Regions from separate parts of the Homo sapiens genome. Here all the other regions are linked to region 1. A link is a loop called in an ENCODE intact Hi-C map of the cell type or tissue named here. Cell type or tissue: B cell. All regions are shown on one strand.

The links. Peaks named below come from ENCODE experiments on the same cell type or tissue, not always from the same donor. Only the 100,000 strongest peaks of a DNase experiment are listed, where the experiment ranks them.
Region 2: it touches region 1 in a loop (5-fold over the local background); 2 of 110 quality-filtered maps call a loop at or near these places.
Region 3: a loop joins it to region 1, with 6 times the contacts of the local background. A loop is called at or near these places in 2 of 110 quality-filtered maps.

What each region holds. Positions count from the first base shown.
Region 1 is chr10:100,739,536-100,747,535 of GRCh38, reverse strand. PAX2 (paired box 2) reads right to left here and starts at 1,954. Exons shown (of 10, transcript NM_000278.5): 1 at 1,233-1,954. The coding sequence starts at 1,275. RefSeq lists enhancers at 1,222-1,763, 2,863-2,912. In B cell, CTCF peaks have their summits at 3,576 and 3,786 (motif pointing right); DNase peaks (open chromatin) are centred at 1,655, 3,045, 3,775, 5,085 and 2 weaker places; H3K4me3 peaks cover 768 bases; H3K27me3 peaks cover 7,385 bases.
Region 2 is chr10:101,129,703-101,137,702 of GRCh38, reverse strand. It overlaps TLX1 (T cell leukemia homeobox 1), which reads right to left and starts at 6,403. Exons shown (of 3, transcript NM_005521.4): 1 at 5,594-6,403; 2 at 3,327-3,528; 3 at 1-1,012. The coding sequence starts at 6,161. The coding sequence ends at 790. TLX1NB (TLX1 neighbor) reads left to right here and starts at 6,557. Exons shown (of 3, transcript NR_130723.1): 1 at 6,557-6,917. In B cell, no CTCF peak of the experiment used is centred here; DNase peaks (open chromatin) are centred at 2,512, 3,212, 5,302, 6,222 and 3 weaker places; H3K4me3 peaks cover 3,049 bases; H3K27me3 peaks cover 7,817 bases.
Region 3 is chr10:101,219,794-101,227,793 of GRCh38, reverse strand. It overlaps LBX1 (ladybird homeobox 1), which reads left to right. Exons shown (of 2, transcript NM_006562.5): 2 at 4-800. The coding sequence ends at 524. LOC124902491 (a long non-coding RNA gene) reads right to left here and starts at 5,442. Exons shown (of 2, transcript XR_007062267.1): 1 at 5,310-5,442; 2 at 3,602-5,076. RefSeq lists enhancers at 1,179-1,680, 4,455-5,104. In B cell, no CTCF peak of the experiment used is centred here; DNase peaks (open chromatin) are centred at 483, 983, 2,423, 4,703 and 5 weaker places; H3K4me3 peaks cover 3,796 bases; H3K27me3 peaks cover 7,351 bases.

The DNA.
Region 1 (8,000 bases):
AATCTGCAGATAGGGAGGAGTTTTCTATTTAGAATTTTAGCTTTTAAAAAAAAAAGCCTGCAAAAAAAATCTCAGAATAGTTTTTCAAGCTAAAGACATGGCATAAATTCAAATTTTATTAAAATAATTCCCTCTTTTCTCTATTTTTTTCTCCCTTCTCCCTTTTCTTCTGTAACATCATGTCAACTTTCTTTCTTTAATTTCCTTTCCCGTGTTTGGATTTCTCTTTTCCTTTCTCCTCAGCTTTGGCATTTGCTTTCCTTTTGTTCTTTCCCCCTCATTTTTTGCTCTTTGCTGACCCCCTGGCCAGGTTGCTGGCTGCGTGATCCTCAATGGGGAGTCGGCAGTCTAGGCAAGGAGCCTCCAGAGCTGAGAGCAGAGCTGCACTCTGCCGGGGGCCCACCTGGAAGGCTGCGCTGCTGGCTCTCTCCCTGACTTCGATTTCTTCTCGGAGCCCCTCTTTGTTTTTAGAGCATCCCCCAGGCAGAGGCAGGGAAAGATGACCATCGTGTCTTGACAACCTGGGATTCCCAATGTGAAGGGAAGGGAAGGCAAGGGAAGGGGGGTGGGAAAGAAAGGAAGAGGAAGAAAATATTTCAAACCAACCCACAAGAAGCCTATGCTGGGCTGGAAGGGCCTGGAGATGCTGAGAGATGAGGGTCAGAAGGGGGCACCCCACCCCCACACTCTTCTGCCCAATTGTCCTGACACTGAGGCTGAATACTCTTGGAGTCTCCTGGACCCCACGACTCTTAAGTTTGAGAAAGATAAAGATGTGGGGAGACAGGAGAGGGAGGCAAACAGAGGAAGAGAGAAAGAGAGAAAAGACAGAGAAAACAACAAAACAACACCCTGAAAACTGCCTGCTAATTTGCCCCCCAGCCCAGGGCAAGAGGCTGACTAGGGAGAGGGTGGCTGGAACCAGGGCTCCGAGGCCGTGGATCCCATGACCTAAGAAGGAGCGGATAGAAAGAGCAAAGGCAGGTGATAGGGATCAGGGAAGGTAGGAAGGCAGGCAGACAGAGAGGTAAGAATGGGTGACAGAAGGCAGGAGAGAAACTGGAGGCATTAGAAACACCGGGCGAGGGAGAGAAAGAACGAAAAGAGGGACCAGAAGCCAGGGAGGCCTCCAAGATGGGACCTGAGCGCGAGGGGCCGGGGCCACGCTGGGACTGGACAGGGTTGGGACGGAGAGCCCCGAGCCGGGACAGGAGCCGGGCGCCGGTACTCACGGTGCATCGCGGAGAAGGGGTCTGCTTTGCAGTGCATATCCATGGGGAGGCAGAGGAGCGGGAGCAGCGCGGCCGCCGCCGCCGTGTCGCCTCTCAAACTCAACTTCAGGACTTGAGGAGAAAAGGGAGGGACGGTGGGGGAGGGAGGATGAGTGAACGCCCGGCTGCTGCGGGGCGCGCGGGGGCGGGGGGCGCAGCACTGCGCTCCCCGCTGGGGCTCCTCCGGGTTGGCCGGAGCTTGCAACTGCAGTAGCCGCAACTTGCCACTGTCGGGGCTCGGGGCTGGGCGGTCAGCAGAATGGCCCCGGGGCGGTGGGCCGGGCCGGGGTGCACTGGGGGCGCATGGCTCGCGCTGCAGCTGCAGCCAGGGCTGAAGCTGGGCGGGGGAGGCGACTCGCTCAGCTCCCCTGGAACCTGGTCATCCGAGAGGCGGTGGTCGGAGAGCGCGCGGGGCGGGGGCGGTCAGAGGGCGCCGGGAGGGGAGCCGGGCCTCTCCAAGTGCTGGCGAGTTGGCGAAGTTGGCAGAGAAGTAGCAATCCCGGGGATGTCCGAGGTGGCGCCTGCGGGAGGGGAGCGCGCGGGCCAGGCCCCCGCCCCCGGAAAAGGCAGGCGCACGCCGCCGCGGCCGAAGGGCCGGGAGGGAGGGAGGGAGCCGAGCGGCGCTGGCAGCTCTGGGCTGGCCCCAGGTGGGTTGCGGCTGCGAGAAGACTCGGCCGGAGACTGGAGCCTCGGCTCCCGGTGTGTGTCTCTCTAAAAGCTGCAAAGCCCCCTCCAGACCTCCTCCCCCTCCCCGCGCCGGGAGATGGATGACTTGTCAGACAAAGGCAATAGATTCCACCACTCTGTGATTCGCCAGCGCTGGAGCCCCGAGCTTCGGCGAGGAGGGCCCCGAGCCTGTCACTCCGGTGCCGGCTAGGGGAGGGCAGGGGAGGGAGAAATGGGAGGGAGGGAGGGAGGGAGCAGCCGGCGAAGGAAGAGGGAGGGAGGGGAGCGGACCGGGGGAGGGGGAATGGGAGCCCGGGATTAAAACTACACTGAGAAACGAAACTCGCCGATAAGATAAACGCTAGATAAGGATAAAGAGCGGTCAGTCTAATGAATATTCAGGTAACGACAGAGGGCCTCGGAGCGCGCTGCGCTGTGAAGCCGGGCTCTCAGTTCTAACTCGCCCAGCCCTGCCATCCACTGGCCAGTGCCCGCCTGGGCCGCGCGGCCCCGGGCCCAGTGCGCATCCCTAGCCCCAACCCCACCACCCTCGGCTCTGAGTTCCCTTCCGTTCCTTCCCGGCTCTTCCTTCCTCTCTTTCTGGTCCTTCCCTTTGGCCTTTCCCTCCGGAGGTACCTTCCCACCCACGCACCCCCCACTTCTCATTCCACGGAAAAGTGTCCAGCAGTTTGTCTTGTCCCCTCCCGTTCCACGCGACTGTGCGCAGGGCCTCCCCAGTCCCCTTGCCCACCGGGTCTGGGCAGTCCAGAACGCTTGGTTCAGAATCGAGCTGAAGACCTCCGGCGAGTACCCACCTGCCTCGGTGGGACCCAGCGGATGGCGGGAGAGCCGGGGGACTTGGTTTCTGAACCCTCGGGTGACTGGGAAGGGGGTACAGGGGAGGGAAACAGTGCGGAGCTGCAGGTCGCTGGCGGCAGAGGATGTGGGAGACGAGGCTGGCTCTCCCCGGCTGGGGAGAAGAGGAGGCTGCGGACGCGGCTGAGCGCCGCCCGCTGCTAGCTCGGTGGATCCGGGGCGAGCGCAGGAGGCGCAACCACGGGGACGTCCCCACTCCTGCCGGAGCCTCCGCAGCTCTCTCTGGCACTAGCTCCCTTGCTCGCTGGGGTCCGCTCGCACGCACCAGGCAGAAGAAGCCCTTTGTCTCCTAACTGGTTAAGTACAGAATATCCGGGAGATCTTCATGAAATATTTTCCCTCGTCTCATAAATCATCTTGGCACTTCAGCTGATGTTTTAACTCTCTCTCCCTCCTTCGCTCCCTCCCCCCGCTTCCCTGGGTCTGCGAAAGGGCGGCTCGGCGAAGCTTGCGCAGCGCTCTTGCAGCCCGAATCCGAGATTCCTCCAGCCCCCGTCTGCAGCTCCGGGCGCCCCGCGGAAGCGCGGCGGACTCGCGCTCCCCTCCCTCTGGCCGGAGCCTGGGCGGCAGATACCATGGGGAGAGATGCACCTGCCTGACTCAGCCTAACTACTACTACTGGGCGTCTTGTACCCGGGTTTTTGGGATGCCCTTATTCCTCAGGAGGAGCTCAGGCCAGGCTCAGCGGGACGAGGTTCTGAGCCTCTCACTCCTGTGGGGCCTGGGTCCGCTGGGATCCTGGCATTTGCCCTCCCTCCTGTATCCTCCAGAGCCCAATAAGCTTAATCCACCTGCGGGGTAAAGTCTGGGAGGAAAACACTCCTCACCGCCTGCCCCTCCCAGCCCCTATCCCACTTCCCTTGGGTGGCTAGGCAGGTTGGTTCCCTTGGGCTAGAGGTTGAAGACGCAGGGCCTAGCCTCTAAGGTCAGTCTCTTCCTCTTGAGGCCTGCAGATGGCGCTCCCGGGTTTGCTTTGGCCTCACAACCCCACGAACACGCACTAACTTCGTGTAGGGACCGAAGAAGGAAAACAGTTCGGGCAGCCGAAAAGTAACAGCTCCCAGGCCAGAGTGCAAGGGATCTCAGGTGGTATTAGCTAGCACAGCCTTGGCTTTCCCCTCTGGGAAGTAATTAACCCAGAACTGGGGTGAAAGGAACGTTGAGAAAGGGTCCTTATTTAGAGGAGCTCAGAACTAAAGTAACCTTTGCCCCAGGTCTCTCCAAGTTGGTCATCCAGGAATTTGTCTCGGGGTGTGTGAACTATTGAAGGAAGAAAGCTGTGAGTAAACCCCCCCCCTTCCACACAGACACAGATTTTTCTAGAACCAGCTAGACATGTCCCTATGTTACAAGTACCATGAAATGTGGGTGCCCACAACAAGCATTTTCACATGTTGGGCGAGAAGGATTTTCCATTTTGTAGAGAAGGGGACTTAATGCGCCAAGTGTGCTGGAAGTTGTCCTCACACACCTGTCCTTCACATGCACCTTCTGAGGAGTAAAGACCCTTCTGATAGTCCCATTCCCAGGTAGCCCCTGAGAGTCCCCCCTGCTCCTGGGATCGTCTCCCCAGCACTGCACTAGCTGGACACTCACTCTTCCGCCAGGCCGGCTCCTGGCCGCTTCCCCATTAGCTCCAGCCCATTCCTGGGTCTAGAGAGTCAAAGAGTAATGCTCCCTGGAGATTAGGAACCCCTTTTCTCCAAAGCTCTGCCTTCTCCTGGGGCTCCAGGATGAAGGGCTGGCCTTCATCCAGTCACTGGCCGCTCCTCTGACTCCCCCTTTTCTGTTCTCTTTCTTCTATACAGTCTAGTAGAGGGGTGGGGGGAAGCAAGAAAGCAAAAAAAAAAAAAAAAAAAAAAAAAAAAAAAAAAAAAAAGGAAGAAAGAAGAGGAAAGGGGAAAAGAAAGAGAAAGAAAGAAAACAACCCAACCCCAAACACTACCCGGGCTCCGACCTGTCAGGGTTGGTTGCTTTTCCCGTCCGCCTCTAAATGAACCTTTTCTCTCTGGTGTTTTCAAAGCGGCCCTTCCACCCCCCAACCTAGGGGCATTTACACTTCAAACAAGGAGCCCGCCTCCCTGCGGAAATTTAAAGGCAAATAAACTTTTGGGGAGTTGCTCTGATACCCATCTCGGGATTTGCTTCATTAGCCGCCTCTGTGCATCTGATCTGCCCAATAAATCTTCCTTGTGGATCTCGGCTCCTTTGCCTTCTCGGCTCCCTTCCCTGCCAGGCTTGCCCAGGCGCCTGGCGGCCCCCAACCTTGCCTCCGCCCTCCAGGCCGAGCTACTGCCGGCCTGGTTTTCTGGCTGGGCCGCGCCTGCTCTGTCTGGGTGTAGGTGTCGGGGTGGCGGATAGGCACCCCGCACCTCGAGTGTACCCACGCACCGGCGCCCCAAGCCAAGCCAAGCGCGACTCCAGGGCTCTCAAATGCGTTTCTGGGCATGTTGTGCAAAAGTGAAGTGCCGGTGTAGACCTAGTCCACTGCCCGCTGCCCCGCTGCCACCCGCTCCCGCTGCCTTCCAGAAACCCTTTCTCCTGTTTTCCGGTTTCCAGTTCCCTGGCCCAGCGTTTTCTGCCCAGGCGAGAAAAGGCAGAAGCGTGGTTGCCTCTCCTCCTCCTGCAGGGCCCTGACCCGGGGCCCAGGCGCCCGGCCTCCAGTAGCTTGGGAAGGCGGCTGAGCCTTGGTGAGACGGAGGGGGCCGCGGGAGCATCCCAGCCGCGCCCCTCCCCCGTGGCCGGGACCTGCCTTCCTCCTTCCACTTCCCGGGGAGCGGCTAGGGGAGCTAGGACCGGGGTCTGAGGGAGGGGATTAGAAATTCCGAAATTAAATGCATCTCCCCAGGAAATGCTCCCCACAGCGCGGACCAAATTAAATGCATTAAAGTTCAGAGGGGAAAAAGCTGTTTAGAACCAAGGGGAGAAAAGTAGTCCGAAGGGAAGAGAAGCAGAAAGGGAGGGGAGAGAGGGAGAACAGAGCTGCAGCTCCGCAGCTGAGCTTCATTTCTGGATTATTCCCACTTTTAGAAGTCACCACCAAAAAGAAAAATAAAAGTTCTTCTGACAACCGAACTCCAGAGCCGACCAACCGAGGCTCACTCGCCCTCTGGGTCCCGGCGCACCCCAGGGCGCATACCCTCGGCTGTCAGATCCCAGGGAGCCGAAACTTACACCCCAGCCCCTTCCGCAGAAAGGCCTGACCGGCTCCTGCCCGGCCTTTCCCCCTCCTCCTCCCCATTCTCTCCCCGCCCTTCCCCCTGCCTGGCCCTCTGGTCACGTTGGAGGATGGTTTTTTTTTTTTTTTTTTTTTGGAAGAGCTTCTGGTACAATATGGAGCACCATGGGCTGCAATTTCACACTCCACAGCACATTCCCCCTAAAGCTACTTTCTTTTTTTTTTCATCTAAGACCCCCTAATTTCTGCTTCCTCGCTCCCTCCCTCCCTCCTGCTCTCACTCTTCTTTTCCTGCTTTTGTTCCCAATATTTGGGCTCCCTGCGTGAAGCCCGGGGGGCCTGACTCCCAGCTGGCCCCGCCCGCTCGGTCTGTTGGTCCTGTGGAGTCCAGGCGCACGTGCTGGGCCTTTATCCTCCAGGATCCCTCCCCCTTTAATCTAGCTTCCCCTCACAAGAGGTCTTTGCGACCTGCCCAGCCCTTCACAGGCCCTTTGAGGAGCAACAACAATGCAAGCCACTTGGCCACCAAAGCTGCCTCTTAGTGGCACGGGCCAGCCAGGTGGCTACCGCCCATGGGCCACTCTACTAGGGAACTGAAAAAATAGCGAAGCTGGGAGAAACCCAGCCAGCAGGTCTAGAGAGTAAGAGTGAAGGTCCTGTCCAACAGAGAACAAGCTAAAAGGGCTAGGAGCCCCGTGAGGCCCTGGTACTTCTGGCTCAGACCTGGACACAGCCTGTACCGCCTCCCTAGATACCCATGGACCTCCTAAAGGGGCCACTCACCCCACAGCCTACAGGAAAAAGTGACAGCCACTACATACACAGTCCCTTTGCTTCTTTGAGACTCAGTTTTCTCACCTGTAAAATGGGGATAATTACGCCTGTCTTGTCTACTCCATGGAGCTAATCAATAGGCATTTTGCAAACCCAGACATTTCTCTAGTAGATTATGGAGTAAATGGCCAGCTTTCTGAACTCTTACCCTTTCACAAAGAGGTAAAGGAGGGATCTGAGTGCTAAGGTAGGGCAGGAGGTGGCGTTTTCCACCCAACTTCAATCCTATAAAGGTTACTGGGGATTCCTCCCCGCGCCGCCTTCCTGTTTTATTTTGTTTCCCCTTCTATTGGCTATGCCACACCTGTCCAGGTTTATCGTTCTTCCCTCTGTCTATACCTCCTGCCACTCCTCCATTCCCACTTCCTGCACCCCCCTCCCAACTGCACCAGCGCAGCTGCTAGAGGATCGGTTAAATTCCTCACTGCCCACCCCCCAACCACCACCACCAACAGCCGGGTTAATTGTGGCCTCAGGCGCGGTCCTCTTCAGCCAGTCCGCCAAAACCGTCGGGAGGAGCTGGCCCATTGGCGGAGACCTAGGGAAGGAAATCCCGTCCGGTCCGGTTCCAAACAAAGAAAGTTGGTTCTCCCAGGACCTGCAGTTAATCAGTCAAAGCCAGAGCGGACAGGAGACGGTGGGGAGAGGCCTGGCTGGGAGGAGGCTCGAAGGAGGGAGAGACAGGAGGGGAAGAAAGAGGACCTTAGAGAGTTGCCGAGGGAACTGAGAAGCCACCACCTGTCTCTGGGAGGCCTGAAGAGGCTGGTTTGTGCGAAGCCGAAGTCCCCACCTGGCCAGCTGTCCCCTCCCCTCCTCCCCTAGGCCGGGCGAGAGAGTCGGAGGGAGGCTGAGTGTCGCTGGCGAAGTAATGATTAACTCTCTTAGCAGCCGGCCCGGAGCCCGCGGCCTCATCGGGCTGTGGTCGAGGGAGACGGTGCAGGCTGACCCAGGACGTCCCCGGCGTTACCTCCACAGTCATCGCCGCCGCGACCGTGGGACCTGCGGAGGGTGGGGGCAGGCGACAGCCGGGGGCGGCCGAAAGGGAACGGAGAGCAGGGCCAGGGAAGCACACTCCAGAGGCTGGGAGACCAGAGGGAGCGAAACAGCCACAGCCGAAATACAGGGAAAGGAAGGGTCCCCGCGGGTGAGCGCGCGCGACCGGGCCGCGCTGGGCA
Region 2 (8,000 bases), 390 kb before region 1:
GCATAAATTAACACCCCCCCACCCCTCAAATGGGTTCTGGAGAAATGGGCTGCATTTATGTGAAAACCTGTCTGTGCGTACCTGGATTGGGCTGGGATGTGTGGTGGGGGCCTGGCAGACCAAGTGAGGCTGTTGTAGCTGTTGGCTGTTGTGTGTGGTGTAGTGTGTCACAGTGTGGCCATGACCTTGTGTTTGTGCTGGAGGGAGTGCCATGCTGTTCAGGATGAGTCTGTGTCACCCCTGACCTGTGCCTGATCGTAAGGTCCAAAGTGTAAACACTGTGACCCTCTGTCTGGTTGACACTCTCCCATAGATGCCCATGTGTGGCTCTGGGGTGACACCAGGAGGGACAGTGACACCACCTGTGTGTGGGCCTATGGGTTTCCATGTGTGTGATGAGAAGTGGGTCACAGAGAAGGGGTTTCCCAGGGCAAATTCAGATGACAGCCCTGGGGACCCCAGAAGCTCCTCCTCCCTTACCTCCCTTGCCTTTCTCTGAATCCCACGTTAAAAATTAAAATAAAATGAAATAAACAAAAACAGATTTCTTAACAGTTCAGACAGGTGCGGGACGCCTCTGGGAGGGGGGCGCGTGTCCTTGTCCCTTGAGCTCTTCCACCGAAGGGAGAACAGTGTCGGCACAAATGTGGGGGCCCTTCGGGGCCGTGCGAGGGCAGTGTTCCCCTCCTGGGTGCAGTCTGAGGCCAGGAGGGTGGGGAGGAGTCCTGGGTCTCAGGCCTCAGTGACCCCTGAGTGGGCCTGGGGTCCCACAGGGCAGAATGGGCAGGCTCACTCGCAGGCCGACGCCACCGACGTGACGCTAGTGATTTTGGTCGAGTCGTCAGACCACGGCTGCAGATTCTGCAGGGCGAAGAGCGACGAGTTGTGCACGCACAGAGGGTCAGCGGGCAGCGGCTGTGCCAGGCTCTTCTGGAAGGCCTCCTGCTGCAACTGCAGGAGGATGCGGTTCGCTTGCTGCCTCTCGGCCTCCCGTTCCTCCGCAGTCTGCCGTCTGCACCGGGAACAAGCCGTTACCTGCCAGGAGCACCGACCCAGCTCCCGCGTGTGCCCAACTCCTGGTGCGTTCCCAGGAGATAAACTGAACGAGCGCTGCTCGCCTTTGCAGTCCCCAAATCCAGTTTGGGCCCCTATAACGCGTTCCCTTCTTTTGAGAGTCCTGACTCCAACAAAGACTGGAAACCCCAAAGCGGATGGAGCCAAGGTATCCCAGAGGAGGAGCGATGGGAAAGTCTGCGAGGCCCAAACAGCTGGGACTCGCATCCACGCGCAGCGCCCACACCCCGGAGGCCTCACAAGGGGCAGCCGGGGTAGGATGGCATCTCGCCTCCCCCTCCCCGGCCCTGAGGGAGACCAGGTGCCATTCCAAGCCAGAGGGCCCTCACCCTACCCACAAGTCCAGGGCAGAGAGGCAAGGACCAGCGGGTACGATCTGCTCTGCGGGACGTCTCTTTCCTCCCTCTCTCTGCGAATGTCTTCTAGGACTTGGGCCTTCTGTGTGGAGCCCTGTGCCCTACCGGGGCTCCTGCTGGACCCACTGGCTTCCTCTGAGGCAGTTCAGGGAGGCGATGACTCACTTATTCCATTTACTGCCGCCCCTCCACCCTGTCAACTGAGATCAAACGTCTGTCTCTAAGGTGGACAGACCTAATGGGAGTCCCTGGGGCCTTCAGAAGCAATTTGTAGGCGATCGATGAAGCCATGCGAAGCCTGCAAGGGCCTCTTCCAGCAGCGGCTGCTGACCTGCTCTGGGCCGCCTTTTCTTGACTCTGTGTATCTTTCCGTCTTTCGTCTTTCCCTTATCCCCTGCATTTCAAACGGCCTGAATATTTCTCTTTTAGGCTTTGTGTCTTATCTCTCGTTTTCTCTCCTCCCCACCCACTTGGTTCTCTCTGAATTAAAGGAATTTGTTTGAAAAGAAAATGGTGGTTTCAGTCATCCATTGCTTTTTCTTTATTATACATAAATAAGACTTCTGCAGGCTGCCTGTTTTTCTCCTTTTTTTTCCTTGAGCGGGGTCCCTATCCCTCTCCACCTCTGAAACTGGTTGTGTTTCAGTTTCTCTCTTTGCCTGCCTCTTTCTTTCTCTGTGCCCCTCTCTCTGGGAGGCCTGCCAGGCTGCCTCTCCTCCCCTAGGCCAGCAGCCCTCAGTAGGCCTTGGAAACCGGAGTCCCCCCAACCCCCGAGCTAGCCCTGGCTCCCTCTTTAGCGTTCCAAGGTCTGAGGCCGCATCCCCCACTCCTTTCCCAGCGTCAGAAATGTTGTGGTAGAATCGTGGGGCCATGGCTTCCTTTGTGGCCCCGTAGGCGGAATCCCAGGCAGATTCCTCGCCTTCGTTCAGAAAAAGAGGAAACTCCAATTCCTTCCTCCTGCCCCAAGGCCCGCCCGTCTCGGCGCCGCCGACTTCGCCCAGACTCTCCCGCGCTACCCCATGGGGCCTGAGCTAGGGGAGAAACTCCGGCGGGCAAGGGCCAGATGTGCGGGAGGGTGCAGCGTGCCAGAGGGTGCAGCGTGCCAGAGGGTGCAGCCGGAGAAAGCGTCAGTGCGCGCGGAGAGGGAGGCTGCTCGAGAGTGTTGGGGACGCTTCACGTCCGTGAGCGTAAATGTGAAAAAACAAAACAAAACAAAAAGCCCATTGCGTAGTAACTAGAGTTGTGGCTATGGGAGAAGGAAAATTCTCTTTCTCACACACACCCATCTGCTCCTAATTGATTCCCCTTCCAGTGGGACCCGCGAAACCCCGCCGCAGCCGGCGCGGATTGATTTTCTCCTTCCAGGGTAGGGACCGGCTGCGCAAAGGCCGGGTGTCTGGGGGAGGAGACCGTCAGCAGGGCCGCGGTCTGGGGCCACAGACCCTCTGCCGGGAGCCCGGCTGGAGCGCTGCAACAAGGTGCGGGCTGTTCTGCATCCAGTCTCCAGGACAGAGCAGGATTCCATAAGCAAGAGTTTGCGCAAACAAAAAGCTCCCCAGGACTCACAGATCCCTGGAGCCTGGACTGCGTGGAGTGCACTAACCCGCCTGTTTGCCCAAGCGGCGGAATAGACCTGCCGCGTCTACACCGGCAGAGAGTGTGCCAACCAGAAAGCCCTGAAGCCTCCGGTAAAACAGAGCCAGGGCTCTTCAGCCCCATCCCAGCTATCGGCCTCGGTTGCTTCCAGCTCCCCGCAAGCCTAGCGGGAGCTCGCTCCTCCGAAAGGATCAGAAACCGCGAGCGGAAAAAGTATGTGCGCCCCACGAGAGGCCAATGAACCGAGAGCTGCCTGAGACCGCGCCGCTCGCGGGCGGCCGGCCCGCCCCGCTTGCTCACCTCCACTTTGTCCGCCGGTTCTGGAACCAGGTTTTGACCTGCGCATCGGTCATTTTGAGCGCCTTGGCCAGGGCGGCGCGCTCGGCCGAGGCCAGGTACTTCTGGCGGTGGAAGCGCTTCTCCAGCTCGCAGATCTGCAGGCGTGTGAAGGACGTGCGCGGCTTCTTCTTCTTGGGGGGCGTCCGGTTCTGATAGGGGTGACCTATACGGCGTGTTACAGTGAAGGGTGAGAGGGCCACTGGAGCGGGAGACAGACAGACGGCAGAGGCAAGCAGCAGAGCGTCAGGAAGCGTCCCAGGCCCAACACCCCGCGAGTCAGCGAGCGCAGCAGCTGAACCCCCACGAGCAGGGCCGAGATCCTCCCGTTAGCCCTCAGCGACAAGCCCACGGCGGGAAACGGCCTCCTCCTGCCCGCCAGTCCGACGCCGCCGTCGCCGCTACCACGGAGGCCTCCCTGGCCCCGGGCTCCCGCGAGCCCAACCACCTCCCTGCCGCCTCTCCTCCAGGGGCAGTCTAAGGCGAGCTAATGGTCACGCTCCCCTCCCCTCAGTCAGCCCCAGGCCTTCAGGCTCAGAGTAAGAGGCCGAGCCTGACTCTGGAACCCGACCTGAGCCTCCATCCACAGCAGCACACACCAACACAACGTACAACGGGGGCAAACTCACAGATCTATACACCCAAACAGGACCAGACAAGCACAGGCACGGGACAAGCACACAGGACACAGAGCAAAACAAGGCCACAGCCATACACTCGCTGAAACCGCCTTCATGCCTGACACAGTATTAGGGCCCCGCGGTAGGCCCTAAACCGAGTACCTTTCACCAGAGGCCCAGGATTAGTGGACTCCCGGCTGGGTTTCCAGCAGGGCCCTTCAAGACTGGCCTGGCCTGGGTGGGGAATGGGATGGGCACCAGGCCCTGCTGCCCCAGGCCAGAGAAAACTTAGGTTGGGGGCACTGGGACCCCTCTAGGGAGGGCCCTTCCTGAGGCCTAGACCCAAGCAACTGTTCTTCCTCTGGACACCAGCCTCCACACCACTTCTGCCGTGGCCCCAGAGTCTGGTAAGAAGCTGCAGAAGCAGTTTCCCTGGCTGTGCTGCTGCCTGGAACAGAAGCAGGAAGCCAGGGGTGCTTTGGAATCTCCTGGCCCAGTATCTAGCTCTCAGCAGCTTCTCCCAAGTAGTTATGTAAACCCCCCTTCCACTGTTGGGCCCTTGAACCGGGGGACCCCCAGGAGGCCCCATCTCTGCCAGCAGCAGCCAGTGCCTCCTGCCTCCTCTCTCTAAGATCGGCTGGCTAACCTGGGCTCAATTTGTGGCTGCTTCCCAGCCCGGACGGAAGGATCGTGGTCTAGGATCCAGGGAACCCTAAGGGGAGCAGAAAGTGAGAACGGGGGAAGGGATCCACGCCAGAGGGAGAGTTGAGTGCCCAGAGTGGAAACGGGAGCAGAGGGAGCCAGGGCCAGCAGAGGAAGGCGGGAGCGGGCAGCAGAGAAGGCGGCAGCGGCCACCACTTAGTACCCAATGTCCCGGGAGTAGTCTTCCCGCCACCGATCACCAGCCTACCGGTGCATTGTTCGTGCCCAAGATAACAGGGCTGGGCCCGGGGTAGGACACCCAGCCGGGAGAGAACGAAAATGAAAAGCTAGCTGTCCTGGGCGGCTAAGCCCCGCTGCCATCCTCCCAGATGAAGCCTGCTCTCCGGAAAAAAAAAAAAAGGCCACTGGTTCTGCTGATTTACCGGGGCTCAGAGCCCCCACTGGCCCCGCAGCACCACGGGCACCGGAGCTAGGGGCGCGAAGTGCATGTGTGTAGGGGACTGGAGGTGGGGGAACCTGTTCTTTTCTTGTGTCTGATCCTGGGGCTCGCTTCCTGGGTCCTAGAACAGCAGCCAGGACGGAAGAAACTGTTCACGTTGCACCCCTTTCTCTAAGATTCCCAGGCCAAGAGTAGCTGCAGAAGGTGGTCCTGAATCTATGGCCTCCTTCTCTCTGCCTGACCCGGCTAGTGGATCCGGAGAGGGGACCAGGGAGAGCTCCTCCGAGCAGGGGTCCTTCGGGAGACAGAGAGGGGTCCAGGCTGAGAGAACTCTTCAAGCATGGCGAGTCTGCGTTATAGAATCGGGCGGGCGGCTCAACTTGGGGGAAGCACCAAGAAGAGCTGGGCGACCTGGAGCGCAGAACCGGCTTTGGGGAGCCACCCGGCGGGGCAGGGGTAGCACGGAGCCCGGGCCGCGGCCAGGCGGGGAGCGCGCGGGCCGGACTCACCTGTGAACCTGTCCTTTGTGTATCTGCGGTTACTCTCCATCCAGGGGAAGGTGAGGCCAGTGAGGTTGTTGACGCCCGGCATGGCAGGCACAGAGGGCACGGTGGGCAAGCCGGTGGCCAGGGGCTGGGGGTGGGCCACGGCTCCGGCGAGCGGCCTGTGTGCCGGCACCCGGATTACCCCCGCAGCGCTGAGTGCCCCGGCACCGCCGCTGCTGCCGCCGCCGCCGCCAGGACCGGGGCCGCCTGCCAAGGCCATGTTCACGTTGTAGGAGCCGGTCAGAGGACCCATGCTGCAGGCGCCGCCGCCGCCTGCCGGGCCTCCGGGGCCGCCGGGACCTCCAGTACCATAGGCCCCCGCTCCTCCAGCCCCCGTCGCGGCCGCGGAGCCCCCGCCGCCGTAAGTGTAGGCGCCTCCGACCAAGCAGCCAAGGCCGTATTCTCCGTCCTGGAGGCGCGAGGCGGGTCCCATGCAGCCACCCTGGTCCGGGCTGTTGAGGATCTGGTCGATGCCGAAGCTAATGGGCTCTGCGTGACCCGGGTGGAGGTGGTGCGGACCCAGGTGCTCCATGCTGGCCCTGGCCCCACCGGGGGGCCCGGGCGGCGGCGCTCGCTGCGCTCGGCTCGGGGGGCAGCTAGCAGGGGCTGGGAGGCAACAGCGGCTCCTGGCTGCGCGGAGACTTGGAAGCGAAGTGCGCAGAAAGGCTAAAGTAGAAGGGGGAGGGGAGGGAGAGAGGGGGCGCCGTATTCTTCCCCTCTCTGGCTTCTGCTTCCCCGCTCCGGCTGCTCGCTCGCTGTTGACTCTGGGACATCAATCACCAGGCGAAAAAGCCCGGTGCAAGAGAGCTTCGCGGTTTCGACTGGGTCTCTCCATTGGCTGTGCGCGGAGAGGAGCGGGGTGAATGACAGCGCGAGGGAGGGGAGGGGAGGGGGAGAGGAAGGCCAGAAGCCGAGACAGATGCAGGAGCCAGAGATAGAGGGACGGAGACCAAGACTCGGAGTAGTTCATGAAGAGAGAGAAGAGGGGAACAAGGCGAGGCTTAAAAGGAAAAGGGAAAACAGGAAGCGACCATTCCCAGAGACGGACAGACAGACAAACCCAAGGAGGGTGAAGTCAACTGTCTTCCCGGCCTGTTGGGAGCCCTCCCCTCACTTTGAACTGGGCCAAAGGAGTCCAGCCCACAAGGCGTCTGAGGAAGGGATGTCTCTGCCCAACTGGAGAATCTCCTCAAGGGCTCAGCTGCGAAACACCTGTCACTCAACCAGGAGATTTACTCCAAATTTCAAGTCCAGCTTTTTAGAAAGTAGAAGACTGTCTACTCCCCAGGTATGGAGCCCAGGCCCTGAGGCAGGACGGTGAGTTCAGGCTTGCCCTTCTTTAAAACACAGGCCTATGAACAACTGGCTATATGTTATAAAAATCAGCAACCACCCCCCAACTCAGCCTTCTTAGACAAATTCAGGAAGGGAACATATCCTGAAAGGCAGGCACAAGTCAAGAGGGTTGGTTTGGGGTCTGCTGCCAGGGTGCCCATGCCTCAACATACCCCTTTGGTTTTAAATAAACAGATGCGTCAAGAAGTAAAATCCTACAGGGTTCGAAAGAGGCAATTCCTACAGTGTTTGAATGAATTCAACCAGATTGCATTCCACCTAACAATTACCCCAGGGTTGGCTATTCCAGACAAGAAGCCTTTGGACTGTGGTGTGTGTTCTTTTCTTACGTTTGGAATCTTGGGAGGGAGCCATAGGGGCTTAAGGCCGTGGGGGCTGGGATTGGTGGGACTAGGATCAGGGAAGTGCATCCAGGACAAATTTAGGCCTTTCCAACGTTTTGCCAGTGGCTGTCTGGCTGAGAGCCCAAGAGAAAAGGAGGAAACTCCCTTTTTCTTCTTCCTGTCTTTCCCCTCTCCAGTAGAAAATGTTTGCTACCTTTTAGAAGCCAAGCTTTGGGAAAGGCACAGGTTCCATCACTTGGGATCTATTTCTGTTCTATTTCAGTTCAGTTTCAGATTAGACTTTTGGGTAGGCCCTGTCTCTATCTGGAAAGATGCTAGGATGTGAAGACTCACATTCTCTCCCATCAAGTCTTATTGCAATCTATTTGCTTTGGGCATGTCTGTCACCTCCACTTGAAGAGATCTTCTTGGAGGCAGAGAGTGGCTTATTCATTTCTGTTCTCTCCTGAAGAATACAGCCCCAAACAACAAAATATGGTCATCTTGGGTGAATAACAAAGAATGTATCTCTTTATTCAATAATATTTATTGAGTACTGTACTCACTATGTGTCAGGCACTGTTCTAGGCATGGGGGACATAGCAGTGAACAAAACAAAGGTCCTGACCTCATGAAGCTTACATTCTATAGAGGGGGTCAGACAATAAGCAAAGAAGCAAATACAACAAGAC
Region 3 (8,000 bases), 480 kb before region 1:
CAGGCCGCGACGGTATGACCATCTTTGGGCAGCGGCAGACCCCTAAGAAGCGGCGAAAGTCGCGCACGGCCTTCACCAACCACCAGATCTATGAATTGGAAAAGCGCTTTCTATACCAGAAGTACCTGTCCCCCGCCGATCGCGACCAAATCGCGCAGCAGCTGGGCCTCACCAACGCGCAAGTCATCACCTGGTTCCAGAATCGGCGCGCTAAGCTCAAGCGGGACCTGGAGGAGATGAAGGCCGACGTAGAGTCCGCCAAGAAACTGGGCCCCAGCGGGCAGATGGACATCGTGGCGCTGGCCGAACTCGAGCAGAACTCGGAGGCCACAGCCGGCGGTGGCGGCGGCTGCGGCAGGGCCAAGTCGAGGCCCGGCTCTCCGGTCCTCCCCCCAGGCGCCCCGAAGGCCCCGGGCGCTGGCGCCCTGCAGCTCTCGCCTGCCTCTCCGCTCACGGACCAGCCGGCCAGCAGCCAGGACTGCTCGGAGGACGAGGAAGACGAAGAGATCGACGTGGACGATTGAGCGGCGCCCCGGGTCTTCCGCCGCCCTGGGCTCCTAGCGCTCGAAAGCCCAACGCCTCCCGGACCGGACCGCCGAGGGGAGCTGGGACCTCCTCTGCCAACTCCCGCCTCCTCCCCTGTCCCCGGCCCCGGACTCGGCTCCTGGCAGCCGCCTCTTCCCTCTCGAAGCAATAAACCCAGGCTGGCCGGCCGGGCCGGCCGCCACCAGCGGCCTCCGCCGCCCCGGAAGCCCTCGCCGTGCAATTCTGTATGGCTTCTATATAAATATTTAAACCTATATAGCGGGTTCTTCCCACCGCAGCCTGATTTTTCCTTTCTTTTATTATTATTTTTTAAATCTCGGAGATTTCGATGTTTTCAAAGCTCTCGGGCTGCCGGGTTTGCTGAGGGCGAGACAGAAACCAGGGCGGGGAACACTAACCCTGCGGTCTAGGGGAGTGGCAGCTCCGGCTGTTTTGATTTTTCTCTGCATGTGGCGAATGCACCGGCCCGCTCCTTCCTCGCCTCCCTCGGCCTTATTGCAGTTGACTTCTATTTCCTCGGGCCTTTTTTCCTCATGTGGGAGGGGAAGAGGTGGGCAGTCAGGTCCTGACTTGCAAGTTTCAAAATCGATCTTTCCTCCCCACCCTCTGAGAGAAAAGTCTGTTTTCGATGCCATTTCTGCCTCCTAATGCCCACTAATGCTGTTTTTAAGATTCCTCCCTCCCTCCCGCATTTCCTCGGACTGACTGTTGGAGTCCGGCTCTTAGGGACAATGCAGGGGGAAATCCAACCAACCAACTATCGAAAACAGAACCCAAAGCCCTATAATTATTTTGTACTCTTTTTAGAATTTTTTTGCATGTGACAGAGACAGAGAGGAGGCCGACCCAAGCCCTCACCTCACCTCCTCCACAGCTCTGGGTCTCTCTTGCCACTTCGAACACCCCACTCCTACCCGACTTGGCCAGAGGAGGGTGGCTGGATGTGAGTGGGCTGCGAGTGCCCCTTCCCTGCTCCTCCCTTCCCCTCTCCTCCCTAGACTGTACCCAAGGCCTCTTTCTCCAATAAATAAAGTCTTTGCCATTTTACTAGAACCGGCGGCGACCGTGTCTGAGTGGTGGGCCCGTTTCCGAGAAGCAGCGGCAGGCTGGGCTTCTTGCCGCTCTTCGTGCCGGTCGCCCTAGCCTTGGAGATTTGGGGGGGATTTTCAGGACAGGCTTAAGAGTGAAGGGCGAGGGGGAAGCAGCAGGAGGAGGCGCCTCTTGCCCATAAACCTGAGGCAGCTGCTAAATCGGGAGAGAAGCGGGCTTCGCCAGGTCGGGGTAAAAAACGAGCCGTGAAATGCTGGGAGAAAATGCCTGTGTATGTGGGGGCACACCACAGTACAACATTAATTTGTGTTGAACAAAGGGTGGGAGGGGGTCTTGCCCTGCATTTCCTGCATCCCACCCCAGACCCAAGGGCATTCTCCCTGCACTCCCCGAAAACAGGGCTGAGCCCCGGGAGCGCTGCAGGTATCACTCAGTCAGACGCGGGGTGGAGCCTTGGGTTCCCAAGTTTCGATTCTAGCCCCGAGGGCCTCATCCTTGGGGAGTCGGGGGCCAAAGGCTAAAGGCATCAAGGCCAGGCTGAATTTCAATGTGGGCACCTGGAACTGTAAGCCCAAGCGTCTGGGAGCTGGTGTGAATTTCTGGCAACATTAACCAATTCTGCCTCCACACCCCGGCACACCGCTGGGGGCAGAGGTATGGATCTTGCAAGGACTCTCTCGGGTCTGCGGCGCCCCAAGGCCGGCTGGGGCGGGGGCTGAGGCCGCTTTCACTTTCCTGGACAGAGCGGGTTTCTCTCCGGGCTTTTGTTGTCGCTGGGCTGGCGAGTAGCCGCTGTCACCGGAGTGGGGTCCCGCCTCCGGGCCGCTGGGCTCTCTTTCTCCGCAAAATTGATGTGAGAAATGCGCATCTGGTCTCGGGCGGCGATGGGGCCCCCGGGCCCGAGCCAGGAACGTGCGTGTCCAGGAGGAAACGAAGAGACAGAGAGAAACAGGAAAAAAAAATAGGAGCACAGAAAGACACTCCAAAAGCAGAGAGAGAAAGCGGAGAGCCACAGAGACAGGACGGAGAAAAAGAGGAAAAAGAGAGAGAAACAGAGAAACGGAGAAAGGGAGACAGAGACAGAGGGAGAAAAAAAGAATGGGAAGAGAGGAGAAGAGAGAGAAGGAGCAGAGAAGGAAGGAGACGGCAGGGCAGCGGGGCAGGCGTGCGGCTGGTTCCTCCCGGGCGACAAAAATTGCCCTCTCTTAGGATGGATGGGTCTGTAATTCGGAGCGCGGACCATGAAGGCCGGGACGAATGGGCCTGGGCGGCCGCTGACAGGCGACAATAGCCGGGCCCAGCCCCCCGCGGCTCCCGGTGCGGGCACGGCCGCGGCCCTCCGCAGCCCAGAGCGCGCCGGCGCTGGCGACCATATGGTTTTTGAATTTTCTTCACAATTTGTAGACAATTTGATGGATTAGGTCCCCGCGCGCGCCTCCTCGGCACAAAGGCGGCGCAGGGACCACGGCGGGTCGGTCACCCGGGCATCTGCGCCCGCCGTGCGCACCCCCCCACTCGGCCCCCGCCCCGCGCCCGAAGCCCCAGGCCGCCCGCCCAACACGCTCATGAATCCCAATGAAGCGGCCCTGGCACCTCCGGCCGCTCTCTGCTTCGCGGCCCTGGGCCTGGCCCCGCTGGGTCCCTTTGGGCTGGGGGCGGCGGCCCCAGGGCTGAGCCCACCCGAGCTGCGGCGCCCGCGGGGCGCGCAGCTAAGCAGGCGCGTCGGGGCTGAGGAGAAACGGGGCCATTTATCCGCCCGTCTAGTTAAAGCGGGTTATTTGTTTGCTTCTCCGGCCTGCCCCCTCCCCTCCCTTCCCCCTCTCTCCTCCCCCGCCCTTCCCCTTCTGCCTTTTATTCTTTTGTCTCTAAATGGATTTAATGAGCCTGAAAAACATGACAATTGAATATAACCAAGAAATAAAAAATAACGAGGGAGGAAGGAAGGAGGAAAAGAAAGAATGAAAGAAGGAAGGGGAAGGATTAATAAAATAAGGAGAAAACGCAATTCAATTCAGCAAATGTTTATTGCGCGTCTTTTCTGCGCCAGGCCGCGCAGGGGGGCTGGGAAAATGGAAACGAATCAGATTCGGTTCCTGCCCTCAAGGAGCTCCTAGTCTAGTGGGCAAGACTCGCAGCACCCCCAGCGCTAGTAGAAGCGGACCGAGGGACAGGGCCGTGCCAGTTGCAAAACACTGAGAGGCAGCTACCAGGGTGTTGGCGGCTTCACAGAGGAGGTGGCTTGGGACCCGGGCCTTGAAAGGCGAAAAGTAGTTCGTTGTTTCCATAGGCCAGAGAAGAGAGCCAGTGGAAGGAAGGACCAGAGCTGCGGCGGGGGGAAGGGGTAACGAAGTGTACGTGAGAGCCTCGGCTGAACCCGAGCTAAGGAGGCCACGCGAGAGCGCCCTGCGCGCTCGGTCCCGCACAATGTGGGAAGTGGATTCGAGCCTCTCCGCAGTGTCCTCTGCTCTGAGGAATTCGCTGCCTCCATCAGGTTCCGGGTGGGCTTCCGGAGCCCAGCCGACAGCTCTGTTGAGGCCGCGGACTAGCACTGGACTCTGCCTGGACTAGCACCCGACTCTGCCTGGACTAGCACCCGGGCTTGGGGCTTATCTCTAGGTCCCATTGCGCAGGGAGGCGGCGAGGAAGTCAGCAGCTCTGGGCAAAAGCTGAGGGGCTTGGCTGTAGGCGGAGGCGAGGATCTGGGATCCAGGGAGGCCTGGGCTCTAAGCCCACTCTCTCTTTAGCTCCCCCAGTTCTGAAGAAGTCTGCTACCTGCGCGCGGCCCGGGGACCTCGGATGGTCTTGGCTGTGCCTCAGGCGCTGCCGCTGGGACCGGCGATGTGAGAGAGCCTCAAATCCCAAGTTCGGGCCCGAGGCCTCTTAGCTCACGCCTGCCGGGCCTGTCTCGGGATACTGCAAACAGCAGTGGTGTGTTCGCCCAAGTGTAGGCTCCAAGGGAGCGGGGCTTGTGTATTGCGTGTCTGTTTCTTCTCCTGGTCTGAGTGTACGAGGGAGCTTGGCCTGGGTTGTGTGAGGGGCTGTGGGCCCTACGCCCATTCTTCTGGCGTAGTTCGTTAAGGCTTGGTATCCTGTGGGCTGCCTGCCCTTCGGGCCTGAGTTCCATCACCTCCTAGAGCCCTTTGCCCATCTGTTCCCCCAGGACTCTGGGCTCTCTACGGACCCACTTTCGGTTCCGGGCTGGCCAGGAGAGGCGGCTCGGCTTTGTCTCTCCCTTCCCCGTTGTGTCCCGGGGCTCGACGGGGCTTGCCAAGTCCCGGGACGCGGGTAGTTTCTGCTCTCCAGTCTAGGAACCCCTCCGCGCGCGGACGGCCGATCCCGCTTGTTCGGCTTCCCCTCGCTCCGCCTTTCCCGGCTTGGTGGCCTGGCGAGCGGCGCGGGGTGAGGCAGAGAGGCGCAGTTCCCTATTTTACGAGGTGTCGGGCCGGTGTCAGACGCAGCTCCGATAAGTAATACTCCAGTCTGAGGGACCAGAACGTGGTAATTAATCCCAAAGACTTAAGTGTATTTTAGTTCAGGAGAAAAAAAATCACTAATTCAATCGTCCGGAAAATTGAAGTTTGATGCATGAGTCCCCCCTGAAAGGGACGAGCTGGGGCCGCGCGCCTACCCTCCGCCCCTTCCCGTCGCCGCGGGGACCCCCCCCCCCACCTCTCCATCCCTCTGAGCCGCCAAGTCCGGGGAAGTCCACTCACCCTGCCCTGGCTTTTCCAGTCACCTGAACCCGGAGGCACCTGGGCTTGGCTTCCCACCGGCAACAACTAGCCCCTCTTGGAGCGCAGAAAGTGATTTGTGGGGACAATACATATGCTCCCCAAACACATGCATCTGAGAGGGCACCACAGAAAGCCCGGGGATATAGAGAGGGCAGCCAGATAAGGGGGCAGGTTAGTAAGGTCAGGGGCTACAAAGCATGTGGAAGAAGGGACAGAGAATCTGAATGGGCTGGAGTCACAGGGGTCAGCGAGTAGGAGGCTGCTGTTGTAAAGTGAAGTACATGTGGCTTTGAAGTGGGTGGGAATGGAGGGGAGTAGAACTGGTTGTGCTGGGTAGTGGTGGTTAGGCTGTAGGTGTGCAAAGGGGTGTGTGGGAACTGGCTGCATCCCTGGACTGTACATGTGCGGAGTGGAGGTCCCTGGCAGACACTGACAGGTCTTGGAGAGCCTAGAATCTGACTCCCGGGTGTGTCCACAGGCCACATCTCCTAGAGAACAGGCTCCTGGGACTGGGGCAAAGGAAGGTGGGGGTTCCTGGGGACCAGCACCCTGGAGGGAGGAGCATTCCCACCTTGAGTGTTCCTGGGGCCCCACATCTGCACTTCCAAGTCCAGGACTGCCATCTGCAAATCACCCCGTCTTCTCCTAACAGCTGCCAGTTCTGGGAGAGATTTGGGGCTGTGGGTGTGTGTGTGGCAGGCTGCATGGGGACTAGCAAGGGCATGTTCCTGAGTGTGTCATCAAGTATGTGCAACTGAGAAACTGAGCATGTGCGGCTGATTGATGGAAACGGAGCGTGGGACTGGGTGTGTGATGCTGCGTTCCTGCAACTGATTGTTGCAAACTAGTGTGTGTGCAGCTAGGTGTGACTAAATTTGCTCAATGGAGAGGAAAAGAGTAAAGCTGTCACTGAGTGGGTGTAACCAGCAGGTAAACGATGCCCAGGGTGTGTGAGGTGTGCAGGGAGCTGGTGTGAGCAGATAGCTGGGAGAATGAATATTGATGTGGAATTGAAGCTACAGGCAGACAACCAGAATCCTAGCTCCAAACATTTTAGCCAAGCTGGCTACTGAAATTTACATTTACAATGCTGGGGGCAGGGACCACATGGCCTGACAGGAAGAGGACTCAGGAGAGGACTAAGTAGAAGATGGGATGGAGAACTTTCAGCCTGGGTTGAAGTTTATTCTGAGGGCAGCTGAGGCCGTCGAATAGGCACTATATAGGCATGGACTCTGCTTCTTTGAAAACAGGTTGCGGGGGTAGGGGCATCCTCTGTTGTGCAGTTGGGTGATGGCCAGGCTGCCCTGCCTGCCTTCTCCCATTCAAGCTGGTCACCGGGCTGAACCTTTGTCTTTGGAGTGACCTGTAGACCTGCCCTTGGCTGCTCCAGTTCCAGGTAGCGCTTGAAGGCCTAGCTTCCCCCAGCTCAGTCAAAGGAAGTTCCTCCTCCCCGTGGGGGCTCAGCCCTGCCCAAAGTGGGGAGGGTACAAATGGCAATATGCGCATGGCTGCAAGCAGAGTTGGGAGTGAATGAGTCCTGCCCACTTTGGAATCTGGTTTGTATGTGTGCAAGTGTGTGCAAGGATTGCTGTGCATTGGTGTGTGCATGTGGGCATGTTCACGCTTCCCCATGGAGAGCTGGATGTAGCTATTTGTCTGTGAATGGGGGTGGATGAAGTGGGGAAGGGAGCTTAGTTACCTGAGGGTATCCATGTAACCAATGGATCTGAGTGTGGACGTGACATCTGAGCACATGGGATGGAGGCATCCCTGAGTGTCTGTACCCCAACCCTTCCCAAATTCAGGGGCCCAAGGCTCTTCAGAAAGGGAGATCCAAGTTGGGAGCCTCCTCCAACAAGAAATGAGAGCCTTCTTCTCCCCTTTCTCACACACCTCTGCCAACCCAGAGCTGGGATACGGACCAAGGTAGGGAAGAGGTGACCCCTTCCATCTCCCAGAGGCTGTTCAAGGTGAAGTGTCTGGGTCTCTATAGGGACTGTCTCCTCTCTCCTGATGTCTATAATGGGGCCTATTGATCCATCTGCCTGAGGTCTCCCTGGGACTGCATGTCCACATGGAAATGAAGGGTAAGCCCAGACAGGCCCACAGGCCCACACCCAACACAGGCACACCTCAGAAACAAACCAAACACACACAAGGCAGGCACTCAGTTACACAGACCAACACTGCAGAAACCCGATACACACCCACAGTGACCCACAGACACACAGGATGCCTGGAAAACACAGTGCAGTCACATAAGACACAGCAAACCTGCCCAAATATGGGCAGCTAGTAGCATACATAAGAATTAAGCAGATAAACCTTGGCTGTTAAACATATACACCATCCCCACTTTATACATACAATACAGGCAAGTGACAGAGTCACAGCTCACAGTTGCCACAAGCACACAGGGCACCGGCTTCCAGACAGTTTATGCAAACATGGGAGTAGGGCAGGGGCTAGCTGGTTTAGGTGACTTCAGTGGAAATGCTGCTCGTGTTCTGATGTTCTGAGAAGAGTCCATTTGCAGAGAGGGCAGCCAGTAGCAGACAAGAGTTGGTGGGAAAGGGAGGCTTCCACTGTCTGGGGAACCTCCAAACTGGTGCCCCAGTGAAAAACCAAGTCCCCAACCACCCCGAAATGCAATCAAAGCCGCGGCCG